4 separate regions of the Homo sapiens genome follow, and regions 1, 3 and 4 are each linked to region 2. The links are chromatin contacts, found by Hi-C or POLR2A ChIA-PET in ENCODE. All regions are on one chromosome and are shown on one strand. Each heading gives the region's core, a stretch centred on a gene start or an enhancer-like site at or near the end of the contact. The rest is flanking DNA. Distances are from core to core; before and after follow the strand shown. Region 1 has its middle 19 kb from the start of SMCHD1. Region 2 holds the start of MYL12A (myosin light chain 12A). Region 3 overlaps SMCHD1 (structural maintenance of chromosomes flexible hinge domain containing 1). Region 4 overlaps NDC80 (NDC80 kinetochore complex component).

Region 1 (2,810 bases), core at 93-2,592, 610 kb before region 2:
TGTGCATGGAAAGGAAGGAGTCACTGGGTAACCGGGAGCCAAGAACAGCATTATCCTGATGTCTTTCCTTAAGGCAACCTCTATCCTGGGGCAAAGAGAAGGAACTTGGGGAGTTCCATCAAGTAGGTATAGTAAGCAAGGGTGTGGTGTGGTGGGGCAGGGGATGCTATACTATAGTTTAGCATTAATTATGTTTGGTTAGAAACATTGTTCTGTTGGCCTTTCTGTGTCCTGTTGAAAACATTGTTTATCACAGCCTAACTGCTGGCAGAGTTTCTCAAGCCCTGATTAGAATGCGGCTTCTAGGGGAAGGGAGGGTTAGGAGACTTCAATTCTATGGGACAATCACTCTGAGAATTGAAAATGCCACCCAGAGATAATAAAAGCCAGTTAAAGCTCACCAACCAAAGAAAAGACCACAGGTCTTACCTACAGAAAATAGTTGCATGACTGTACTTGCTGTAGTGAGGAGGAACTGGTCATGGGATATCTCAGAAACATGGAGCAAGGAGGGGCTTTTTTTTTTTTTTTCCCGAGACGGAGTCCCTCTGTTGCCCAGTCTGGAGTGCAGTGGCGTGATCTCAGTTCACTGCAACCTCCGCCTCCCAGGTTCAAACAATTCTCCTGCCTCAGCCTCCCGAGTAGCTGGGATTACAGGTGCATGCCACCACGCCCAGCTAATTTTTGTATTTTTCGTAGTGACAGGATTTCACCATGTGGTCAGGCTGGTCTCAAACTCCTGACCTCAAGTGATCTGCCCGCCTTGGCCTCCCAAAGTGCTGAGATAACAGGCGTGAGCCACCGTGCCCAGCCAGGGAGGGGCTTTTTATAGGGTTTGGCCTTTGTTCGGTGATTCTAAGAAGGAATGGTTAGTCTTTTTTTTTCCAACTACGGTACAGCATTAATTATGTTTGGTTAGAAACATTGTTCTGTTGGCCTTTCTGTGTCCTGTCGAAAACATTGTTTATCACAGTCTGACTGCTGGCAGAGTTTCTCAAGCTCTGATTAGAATTAAGGGTCCTGTTTGGGGAAAGTAACTGCATAGAAGGCCATAGAAAAGGCTCAGTAGGACTGTAGTTCCAGAGGAGCACTCTGTGAAAATTTCAACCACAGCAGAGGAAAATGGGGACTTCGACTTGTATGGAGATAGGAGGCTGCTCGGCCGCTGTGAAAAATCTAAGGGGAGCCCTGCATCAGATATCCAGAAGCTGTTTCCTGCATTTCCAAGGATGCTGTGCCCTGTAAGAAGATTTAGAGATGTGTGAGAGACGTAGGGACGTGAGGAGAGAACAGCAAAATTATATAAAGTGTAAGATATTGTGTACTTCCCCTTCCTGTTGTGGTTGGCTTTGAGCTAGAACACCTTGAGGATTTGGCTTTGAGTTACAAGCAGTTAGTTTCTCTTAGGCTAGCAAAGCTGGAGACAATACACAAGTGTATACTTCCTTTTCTTCTGAAAAAGCAACAAGGTTGGATAGATTTAGTTTTGCACATGTGAGGCAAAAACATTCTCTAAAATGAAAAGGGTTGACATAACAGGGAATCTAAAATGTTCAGTGTTTGTGTGTGTGTGTGTGTGTGTGTGTGTGTGTGTGTGTTTACTTCTTTATTCTTTTTTGAGAAGCTTTCTTTTTTTTTTTTTTTTTTTTTTAGGTTTACATCACCGGAACAGGAGGAGGGACACACCCAACAGCTGTAGAAGCAGGAAATATCTAATACAAAACTAAAGTACAAAAACATGAAAACAGAGTCTTTGCGCATATTTTGTTCCTGCTGACTGCCTTGAAAAAGTCTACATTTCCTATACATATGATTGGGAATGGGGAGGGCTTGGTTCTCCTTGTGCAACATATTCAGCATGATTTAGGCAGTTTTATCTCTGCAAATTTATTGTTTCCTTTGGAGAAGTATTCATTTTCTAAATCACATCTCAGAAGTATCAAGAGTTATGTACCACAGGACAGCAGGGGGCAATTATAGAAGTCAGATTCACGTCAAGCCAGAGTACATTCTGTGAGGAGGAACTGACCCAGGCTTGGCAAGTGTCAGCTTGAATTAACCTTTTTTTTTTTTTTTTTTTTTGCCAGGAGTCTCCCTCTGTCGCCCAGGCTGGAGTGCAATGGCACAATCTCAGCTCACTGCAACCTCCACTTCCCCAGTTCAAGTGATTCTCCTGCCTCAGCCTCCCGAGTAGCTGGCATTACGGGTGCGTGCCACCACGCCCACCTAATTTTTGTATTTTTAGTTGAGACAGGGTTTCGCCATGTTGGCCAGACTGGTCTCAAACTCCTGACCTCAAGTGATCTGCCCGCCTCAGCCTCCCGAAGTGCTGAGATTACAGGCGTGAGCCATCGTGCCCGGACTTAAATTAACTATTAATAGGGATATTTAGAACTGAAAAATACACATTTTGAGGAATGTGACAAAAAGTGTCCTTATTTTTCATAATTGATATGGTTATGGATGGCTAATGACCTGTGTGCTATAGGATCTGTGTATCTTGTGTGGGGATGCTGCATTCTAACTCTAGAACCGGCCAATTGCCTTGTAAGGGGAGGATGAGTAATATAGTTTTAGAGAAGAGATTATTTCTCTCTAAAGAAAGTGAAACTTAGATAAGAAACAGAAATTTAGCCCGGGCGTGGTGGCTCACACCTGTAATCCCAGCACTTTGGGAGGCCGAGGCAGGTGGATCACGAGGTCAGGAGATAAAGACCATCCTGGCTAACACGGTGAAACCCCGTCTCTACTAAAAATACAAAAATTAGCCGGGCGTGGTGGCGGGCGCCTGTAGTCCCAGCTACTCCGGA
Region 2 (2,726 bases), core at 1-2,500:
GTTAACTTTGGAATACGTTAGTGGTTAATACACGGAACGTTCCCGAGATCCCTCAAGAAAGAAGCTACGAATACTTAGAAGATACTATTCCGCGGCGTTTACAGCAACACTGTCCGTTCCAGAAGGATTCAAGTGGCGGCCTGCTTTGAAGGCGAAGACCACAGGGCAACCCAAACTTCAGAAGGGTTCTGGCCACGGGAGCCACACTGGTCACTGTCCCCTAGTGCTGGGATGACGGCTCGAGTGTTAGAGGATCCCACTCTCTCCTCTGGTAGGTGAGGTCAGAGAGCTGAGGGGGCCAGAACAAGTCTTCCTTATCGGATTCTGGGCGGAAAAAGATAAAGTCGGGGAGGACTTTCTCTTTTTAATAAGATTCATCGTTACGAATTGTTCTAGGCAAGCAGACCTCAGGAGAAATAGGCCCAAGTTTTGATTCCTGTTTTCACCAAGTCGCAAGTCCTAATCGTAGCAAGAGGTGCGGGGAAGAGTCGCCTTCCTTCCTGCATAGTGGGATCCAAGTCAGGCTGTCCTTGTTAGCCAGGGTCAAAGGGGCTCTGCCAGGGAAAAACGACGGCAAATGTTTTTCAAGAGGAAGTCTCCAGCCACTTGTGACCTGGGAAATCCGTCTGGGCCAAAAAGATAGTGGAGGCTTGGCTGAGGGCCCCAGGGACACACGTTTCCTCCCGTATGGAGGGGGCGGGACTCTTAATAAAATTACACTGCACACAGAGCTAGCATCAAGATCCGCTCCCGGGATACGCGCACTGCTCCGGGGCCCTCAGGCGGAGACCCAGACCCCGCGCGGGGCGTCAAGCGCAGGCGCACTACCGCCCACAAGCTGGAGCCCGGCTTCGGGGCGGGGCGAGGGTCAGTCACGTGGGCCCGCAGCCCTCTCCTCGATTTCCCTACAAGGACTTGGGCCGACGGGCCCCGCCCTTCGCCGTGCCCTGGAATGTGCGGCCAGGCAAAGCCACAGGACGGACGCAACCATCTGCGGAAAGGATAGGGGGGAGGAAGACTTAACACTGCAACAACAGGTACAAAAAAGAAGGAAACTCAGTAACAGGACCCAGAGGACCATTATATATTGCTCTATATTCTAGGTCGCCCACTTTACACTTCCTTCTCATGCACTTGGTCAATACCACGCCCGCTGACCACACTGGCGACTTCCCTCTCTGTCGCCCCTCCGTGAAGTCAGACCCACTCTGCGGGCCAAGAAAGGTGACCGGGCTTCCTTCCGGCTTGCTAAGCAGAGGCCGGAAGCGGTGGTTTTTAGCGGCTCTCTGGGTAGCAGGGTGGTGTGATAGCGGCAGCGAGGGGCTCGGAGAGGTGCTCGGATTCTCGTAGCTGTGCCGGGTGAGTGGCGCTCGCGTTCGGGCGCGTGAGACCCATCCCGGGGACCCGTCTCCGCGGGGGCAGCTGGAGGGCGGCGGGGCTCCTGGCGCCGGTAGCGCACCTGGGCAGGTGTGCCAGCCAGGTCCCCGGTTCTGGGATCCGAGGCCATGGCTTGGAGTGGCCCAGACCCGAACTTCGCTCCTGTGCCCAAACTTGGAACTCTGGAAATGTGGCTTCGCTCACTGGCGCCTTGAGCTTGGGCGACTGCCGGGCCCGCGAAACCCGACCCCTGCAGAGCTGACTCCGGGACTATTTTAGTTTCTAACGTCAACTTGCCCGATTCAAGAGGGTTTGCGCAAAAACGTAGCCCGTTGTCCCCCTGCTGCAGCTGTTGTTGCAGCTGTGTGGCTGCGTTTAGTAGGAATAACCAACTCAAATTGGGAAGTTCTTCAGCTCAGTATCCGCTCCTGTAATTAGAACTTTTTTTCTTTAAGCGATGAAATTTTGGACAGAGAGATCTGGAGTTTAGTTTGTGACTCGAAGAAAAACTCCAAAATGTAATACCTTGTCCCATTTGGGGGGAAAGTTTGGGCTAATTCAATTCGCCATGGAAGTGTCTTCTTTTTAAAGTAGTTTAGTAGGTATATGAATGTATCTGTCAGTTCTTGAGAGACCTATGGATTTAGCAGAGATTTTAACTTAAGTGCAAAAAGTTTCATATTTAAAGGCGAATAAAGCGAATATTTCTTAAAATTATTGGTATTTGTTTCATGTTCTGGAAGGGCTCTAATAAACGGTAATCAGAAAAGCACTCTATTTTCAAAAGCGAGGCTTTACTGGCAAGTCAGCCCTCACAGCTAATTGTCTTTGTCCAGTGGTGAGAACTTTTGGGTGTGGCAGTCCAAGAGAACGAATCCTACCTTCAACCGGAAGTTTGCATAAGAAATGAAACTTGGTTTACTTGGAACGGAAGCACCAACTTGAAATACACTTTTTAAAAATTGTGGTTAGCACCAGAAAATAAGTTATACTTAGGCTTTTTTTTTTTAAGTGCATTGATTAAATGAGGCGGTATATTTGGTCAGGGTTTAGAAAGCCCACCAAATACTAGGTGCTATCACAGTACGCAGTGTTTTGTAAGATGGTGGTTTTTTCTTGCAGAATGTGTGATATTTCTCAGAATATTATCAATTTGAGTGTTCGTTTTGTAGAAGAAGTTTCTAGGTTATTTTACATTTATTGCCACTTTGTAAATAAATGCTGGACTCTAGGATTCTAACCACAGAACTCTAATGTATATATTGGTATGGATTAATCCCATTTTATAAATGAACATAGTTTCTAGAGATTCTGAAAACTTCTTGTGTCCTTTGGTGTGTGGGGAAAGC
Region 3 (2,720 bases), core at 78-2,577, 560 kb before region 2:
TGTTTTTCTCTGACTTGTTTTAAGATTTTTTTTTTAAATCATCAGTGTGTATGCTTTGTAGCATTGTGGTGTGTGTTTCTGTTGAAAGTAGTTGTGTGTTTGTGTATTGTGTGAGGTGTTTTGTATAAATGCAAACTTGTGTGGGGAGGCATTTTCTGTGTGTTATTTTGTGTCGACAGTTTGTGTATGTTGTGTGGGGATGTGATTGTAGATGTTGGGAGGGTATTGTGAGGGGATACTTTTTTGGGTGCTTTTGTTGTTTTGTATCTCTGGTATTACAGTGTCCTACCTGGTCAATGTTGTCTTTATTTTGATTATTTATATATGAGGATAGGACTTTTTATACCAATTAAAATGTTTTTGTTTATCCCATTCTTTCTGTTTCTGTTTCTTCTGTTTTCTCTTAAATTTATTGTCTTCTGCTGTTTTGTTTTCTTGCTCCATCTTTTTCTTTTTAATATTTTAGACTTTATATCTTCTCTGATCTTCTTTGAAGTTTTAACATGCATATTTAACTTTAGATTTCAGGATTTAAAATATTTTCCTTCCCCCAACTTAAGGACTTCATTAGCTTTGGTCACTCCCTTCCTGAAATGACACTTTTGTTATTGAAGGTATTTAAAGTGTGACTTTTTAGAAATTCAACAATATGCACACACCAGTTTTTCACCACACCAGTAAATGTCTCATATGTAGTCCTTAAAAAAATTACTTTTGTATGTGTTGTATTATGGTGACCTCTTGTATGTTAGATTGTGCTTGTAGGAACATTTCTTTAGAACAAGTCTTCTGGTGGTAAATTACTTTGGTTTTTATCTATAAATTGTTTATTTTTCTCTAGTTGACAATTTTAGGTTAACAGATTTTTTTCAGGCACTATAGAGATAATATTCCTCTCTGTCTTTTACTGTTGCTGTCAAAGCCTGCTCATCTGTTTTGTCCTGTCTTATCTCTTAGTCTATTTTCTAGTTCTTCTGTTTGGTTTTTGGTGTTTACAGTGATGTTGATTTCTTTTTATGTATCTTGTTTGGGCTCTTTTGGTTTTCCTGGATCTGTGAAGCCATGTCTTTTATTGGTTCAAGAATATTTACAGCTATTTTCCATTCTCTGTCCCTTCTCTTTCTAGAGCTGCATTTAATCTTGTGCCAGATATTTTCCTTTGGTCATTTATGTCTTTTAACGCCACTTTGATATTTTCAGTTTTCTTTTCTTTCTTTGTTTCCTGTGGTTACGTTCTTTGCATCTTTCTGTTCTCTAATTCTCTCCAGCTATGTCACACCTGCTCTTTAATCTTTCCATTGAGTTTAATAGTGGTTCCAGCCTCACCTTCATTCTGTTTATTTCTGATAATGGGGGATGATGTCCCCGGAGACTTTGCCTACATTTTGAAAGACCAGTGATGCCTCTTCTTCAGAATATTGTTATGGTGCACTGTTCCCTCAGAGCTCTTCATTTATCATGATATATGGAAGTGAGACTCTCCTTTGCTCTAATTACCATTATTCTTCAGACAATATTTTAGCAAGTTTTGAAGTAGCAAACAGTTTTGAAGGAAAGTTTTAGAGGCATGAGGATAATAAAAATACTTATTTAGTCCTGTTTGCTGAGAGATTTTCTGATTTAGTAGGATTGAGCCCAAGAGTTTGCATTTCTTAAAAGTTTTCAGCTAAAGCTGATGCATCTGGCCTGGGGACTACACTTTGAGATGCACTGGAGTAGATGTCTTGACACTGATTATTTCACCTTTCAGTTAGGGGTGTTTGCAGGCGTGATCATTTTATTAACACTGAATACAAGTGCAATGAAAGTTTCTTTTGACACTTAACTAGCTTGTTTAAAATCACTGCATTAATGTTTTATTTTAGTGATCATTCAGGATATGTTCGTCCAGTACCAGTGCCACGCAGTTTAAATAGTGATATTTCCTATTTTGGTGTTGGGGGCAAGCAAGCTGTCTTCTTTGTTGGACAATCAGCCAGAGTAAGTAAAAAGATTTCTTATAAATGAAAGTTGATCAAAATATTTTGAAGTTGACTCTGTCTAAATGCATTAACCAGTTTATTAGGAATTTAAAAAGTACTCTTTTTAATATTTAACAGATGATAAGCAAACCTGCAGATTCCCAAGATGTTCACGAGCTTGTGCTTTCTAAAGAAGATTTTGAGAAGAAGGAGAAAAATAAAGAGGCAATATATAGTGGATATATTAGAAACAGAAAGGTACAATACATTTTAACTCATAATTATAAATTTACTCCTTTGGATAGACGGTGGGACAGAACTTAACTTGAAAGTATGAAATTTTCAAAATGAGTTACCCTTTCCTTTAGTCATAATAACAAAAATGGGCTTTCTCAAGCCAAAAATCTTCAGACAAGTTGTCTCATAAAGCTTACTAAGCTTTCTGTAAATTGCTTGTAGGATTGTAAGCTTTTTTCCCTGGTCTGAATTTGGGTTTTAAAATCTTTGTTGTATAATAAAATTATAGAGTAGAAAAACAGTAACAGGGTAATGGACTTTCAGGAAATTGGACCTCTAGAGAAATAAATGAGAGATTGCTCTTACAAGTTTGCATTGAAATTCTTGTGTTCATAAGACAAAATGTTAACAAATTTGAATCTTGGTGGCAAGTAAATGGTATATTTATTGTATATTCCTTCAACTCTTCTTTGTTTGAAACATGATTTTTTTTCTTTTTTTTTTTTTTTGAGATGGAGTCTC
Region 4 (2,945 bases), core at 186-2,685, 640 kb before region 2:
GACCGGGCATAGTGGCTCACGCCTGTAATCCTAGCACTTTGGGAGGCCAAGGCGGGTGGATGGCTTGAGCTCAGGAGTTCAGGACCAGCCAGGCAACATGGCAAAACCCAGCCACTACCAAAAATATAAAAATTAGCTGGATGTAGTGGCATGCACCTGTAGTCCCAGCTACTCTGGAGGCTGAGGTGGGAGATTGCTTGAGCCCTGGAGGTGGAGGCTGCAGTGAGCTGAGATTGTGCCACTGCACTCCAGCCTAGGTGACAAAGTGAGACCCTTTCTCCAAAAAGAAAAAACAAAGAGCACAGCATATTAGTAAATTACCATGAGTGTAAGTGAGATAAGGGAGAAGCCTGGAGAGACAAGAACCTAATTATGAAGGGGCTTGCCTTACTGGTTGAATTTTTTTGTATTCTTTAGGCAGTAGAGATCAATGAAGATTTATAAGTAAGGAAATAACAATAATTATTGTTATTTTAGTAATTTCACACTGTTGGCCTTTTGAAGAATAGATGAGAGGTGCATGAGACGAGACCATGCAATTAAGAGACCTATCAATATCCTATACAGTGAATAGTAAATGGTAGGGACCCAAAGCAAGGCTATTACAGTGAAGACGGAGAAAGGAGATTTAAAGATGGAAACAACAGTTTGGTTGTCCATTTGTATGTGAAGGTCAAGAAAGAAATCAAGAATGCCCAGGTGTCTTATCTTTGGCAGATGGGTATGTGGTGATGTTCTTTACCTTGATAAAGAATATAAAAGAGAAGTATATAGAAGAGAGAATTGTAGGTTGGGATATGCTGAGTTTCAGGTCTCTGGGGCATCAAAGTGGAGAATGTCCAGTAGGCAATTGGAGTCGGGCGGGCTATATGTATGTGTGTGTGTGTGTGTGTGTGTGTGTGTGTGTGTGTGTGTGTGTGTGTGTGTGTATGTACACAATGGAAATGTGTACTTTGGGACTCAGAAAAAAATGTTTAAGTAATTAATGCAGCTTTAGTAATGCTGACATGGAAAGTAGAAGCTGCTCAGAGATGAGTAAACATGCTTTTGACCAACCATGAGAATCAGTGGAAGTTCTGGTTACTTGAGTATCTGTTGTTGTTATTACAAGTGAATTTAAAACAACTCGTTTAACTTGTTAGTTACTGCAGATATAACATACCTTTAGAAAAAGTTCTTGGTGTTAGATCTGGTTTTGAGTTCTGGGCGTATGCTAGTTGTATATGTCACTACCCTGTGTTTTGTAGCAAATAATAATAGCTTCACTAAATTTGAACCCCTAAATTTTTTTTTAATTTCATATGTGTGTAGAATTATCCTTTAAAAAAAAGTCAGCTATTTATACATTTTACTCTTTTGTGTTTCCTGCAGGAAACAGTTTCCTCTTGGTATAGCTGAAGAACATTCTCTATTAATTGCTGACATCAACTGGTATCAGCACTTGCCAACAGGAAATGAACTTGAAAAACACTTTTTTCTTTCAGTTTTGGTTTCAACTGATCTTAAAGTTCAAGCTTTAACAAGATTAAATGTGGTTACCTTATTACTTTTTGAAGGAATGCATGACTATAATAGCAAACATCCAATAAAATTAATACAAACAATTCTTTTTTAACATTTTAGAAAATGAACATACAAATGAAAAGCTAAATAGCTGTAGTAGATATAGTCTAAATAAAGCTAGATTTCAAATCCAGAGGCAAAAATTATTTATATATGAATAAATTGATATAACAATATTAATAATATATAATATATATGAGAGCTTAAAAAGCACTCCCACAACAACTAGTGGAAAAACAGATATTAACATCGTTAACTTTGAGGTTTCTTTGAAATTAATTTCTCTTTGGAGAATAATAAAGTTTTTGGACAAATGATAAGTGAGAGTCCAAAAGGACTAGAAGAAATAACATTGTTCAGTTAGTTGATTGATAATATAAAAACTCTATAACTTGTTAAAATATCTTTGATGTATAGTTATGATTTCTCAACCAAAGTTTTATTTCCCCAGTTGAATGCAATGATAACAGAAAGCAAGAGAAGTGTGAGAACTCTGAAAGAAGAAGTTCAAAAGCTGGATGATCTTTACCAACAAAAAATTAAGGTAAGAACTTTGCCACAGTTTGCGTAGGTTATCAAAAGCTATGTCATGATTGCTTGATGAGTCACATATTCTGACATCAAAATCAAAATCTTTAAGCTATATATATCCTATAATTTGTATCTTGGGTTAGTTTTCTCTGCCAAAGTTTATCGTAAGGAGTCATTTTATTTTGTTCTTTAAAGGACATTTTTCTGGATTAGGGCTGTTTTACCATAGAAAAGGAACATTTACTTTTCCTTTATCTGGTATTTTATACTTGCATATGACTCAGTATCCTTGCAAAACTAAACAGAATCTCTCCTACCTTTTTGTAGAGATTTATTGTTATGTACTGCTAAAGCCTGAACCCCAATAAGGTCTTTTGAATATGTAGTTGCCCACCAAGAGTCATTGTAAACTGACTATCCTGGTCAAATTCCAAAGACTGTTTACGTGCAATCTAGAAGGTGGGTAAAATAAAAAGACTGATTCTTCAACATTCTACTGTCTGACCAGCATTTTACTTAAAGTATTCAGATGACTCTATTCATTACCACTTACACAATTCATGTGAAAATTTTAACTATGCCAATATTTTTTACTTATGTCAACAAAGTATTAGGAATTGAAAACTTTTCTCTTTGCCTGTGTTATATTTAGGACCTATTTGTTTTCTTAAACGGTGTGAAATGTTTAGAAAATATACCACATAATATGATCTAAATGTGAAATATAAGACATTGGTAATCATTTTTCTTTTTTCACACATCCTCCATGACAATGCTTGAGTTTACTCTCTGACGCACTTAAATGAAAGGTTTTATGATACTTAATCTTCACAAACCTTAGAAATGATTAA

Evidence for each region. Hi-C counts contacts between places; a loop is a spot of excess contacts on that map. ChIA-PET counts read pairs that join two places held with the same protein, here RNA polymerase II (POLR2A). Pooled maps may share reads with other maps.
Region 1: a map of B cell shows a loop between it and region 2 (6-fold over the local background). The contact joins the enhancer-like site here to the promoter of MYL12A in region 2. A Hi-C loop is called at or near these places in 3 of 168 maps with a recorded cell type or tissue (B cell, CD14-positive monocyte and naive thymus-derived CD4-positive, alpha-beta T cell), 11 of 37 single-sample maps with no recorded cell type and 16 of 50 pooled maps. POLR2A ChIA-PET finds 5 or more read pairs at or near these places in 13 of 52 experiments (CD4-positive, alpha-beta T cell, CD4-positive, alpha-beta memory T cell, CD8-positive, alpha-beta T cell and 9 more).
Region 3: a map with no recorded cell type shows a loop between it and region 2 (7-fold over the local background). The contact joins the enhancer-like site here to the promoter of MYL12A in region 2. A Hi-C loop is called at or near these places in 1 of 37 single-sample maps with no recorded cell type and 6 of 50 pooled maps. POLR2A ChIA-PET finds 5 or more read pairs at or near these places in 2 of 52 experiments (activated CD4-positive, alpha-beta T cell and activated naive CD4-positive, alpha-beta T cell).
Region 4: a pooled map shows a loop between it and region 2 (5-fold over the local background). The contact joins the enhancer-like site here to the promoter of MYL12A in region 2. A Hi-C loop is called at or near these places in 6 of 50 pooled maps. POLR2A ChIA-PET finds 5 or more read pairs at or near these places in 4 of 52 experiments (MCF 10A, activated CD8-positive, alpha-beta T cell, activated T-cell and 1 more).

What each region holds. Positions count from the first base shown.
Region 1 is chr18:2,635,474-2,638,283 of GRCh38, forward strand. No RefSeq gene overlaps it. Among named protein-coding and RNA genes, the nearest start is that of SMCHD1, 19 kb to the right of the region's middle. RefSeq lists enhancers at 1,043-1,222, 1,813-1,862. Within about 2 kb of position 1,343, at least 15 of the 41 ENCODE cell types and tissues checked have a DNase peak (open chromatin) inside an H3K27ac peak, as active enhancers do; they include B cell, CD14-positive monocyte, CD4-positive, alpha-beta T cell and 2 more, where a contact is called at or near this core.
Region 2 is chr18:3,246,551-3,249,276 of GRCh38, forward strand. It overlaps MYL12A (myosin light chain 12A), which reads left to right and starts at 1,251. Exons shown (of 4, transcript NM_006471.4): 1 at 1,251-1,359. It also overlaps a transcript of MYOM1 not described here. RefSeq lists enhancers at 958-1,187, 2,320-2,389 and a silencer at 1,478-1,557.
Region 3 is chr18:2,686,529-2,689,248 of GRCh38, forward strand. It overlaps SMCHD1 (structural maintenance of chromosomes flexible hinge domain containing 1), which reads left to right. Exons shown (of 48, transcript NM_015295.3): 6 at 1,866-1,980; 7 at 2,100-2,219. Among named protein-coding and RNA genes, the nearest start is that of SMCHD1, 32 kb to the left of the region's middle. Within about 2 kb of position 1,328, at least 3 of the 41 ENCODE cell types and tissues checked have a DNase peak (open chromatin) inside an H3K27ac peak, as active enhancers do.
Region 4 is chr18:2,604,401-2,607,345 of GRCh38, forward strand. It overlaps NDC80 (NDC80 kinetochore complex component), which reads left to right. Exons shown (of 17, transcript NM_006101.3): 14 at 2,015-2,107. Among named protein-coding and RNA genes, the nearest start is that of NDC80, 34 kb to the left of the region's middle. Within about 2 kb of position 1,436, at least 4 of the 41 ENCODE cell types and tissues checked have a DNase peak (open chromatin) inside an H3K27ac peak, as active enhancers do.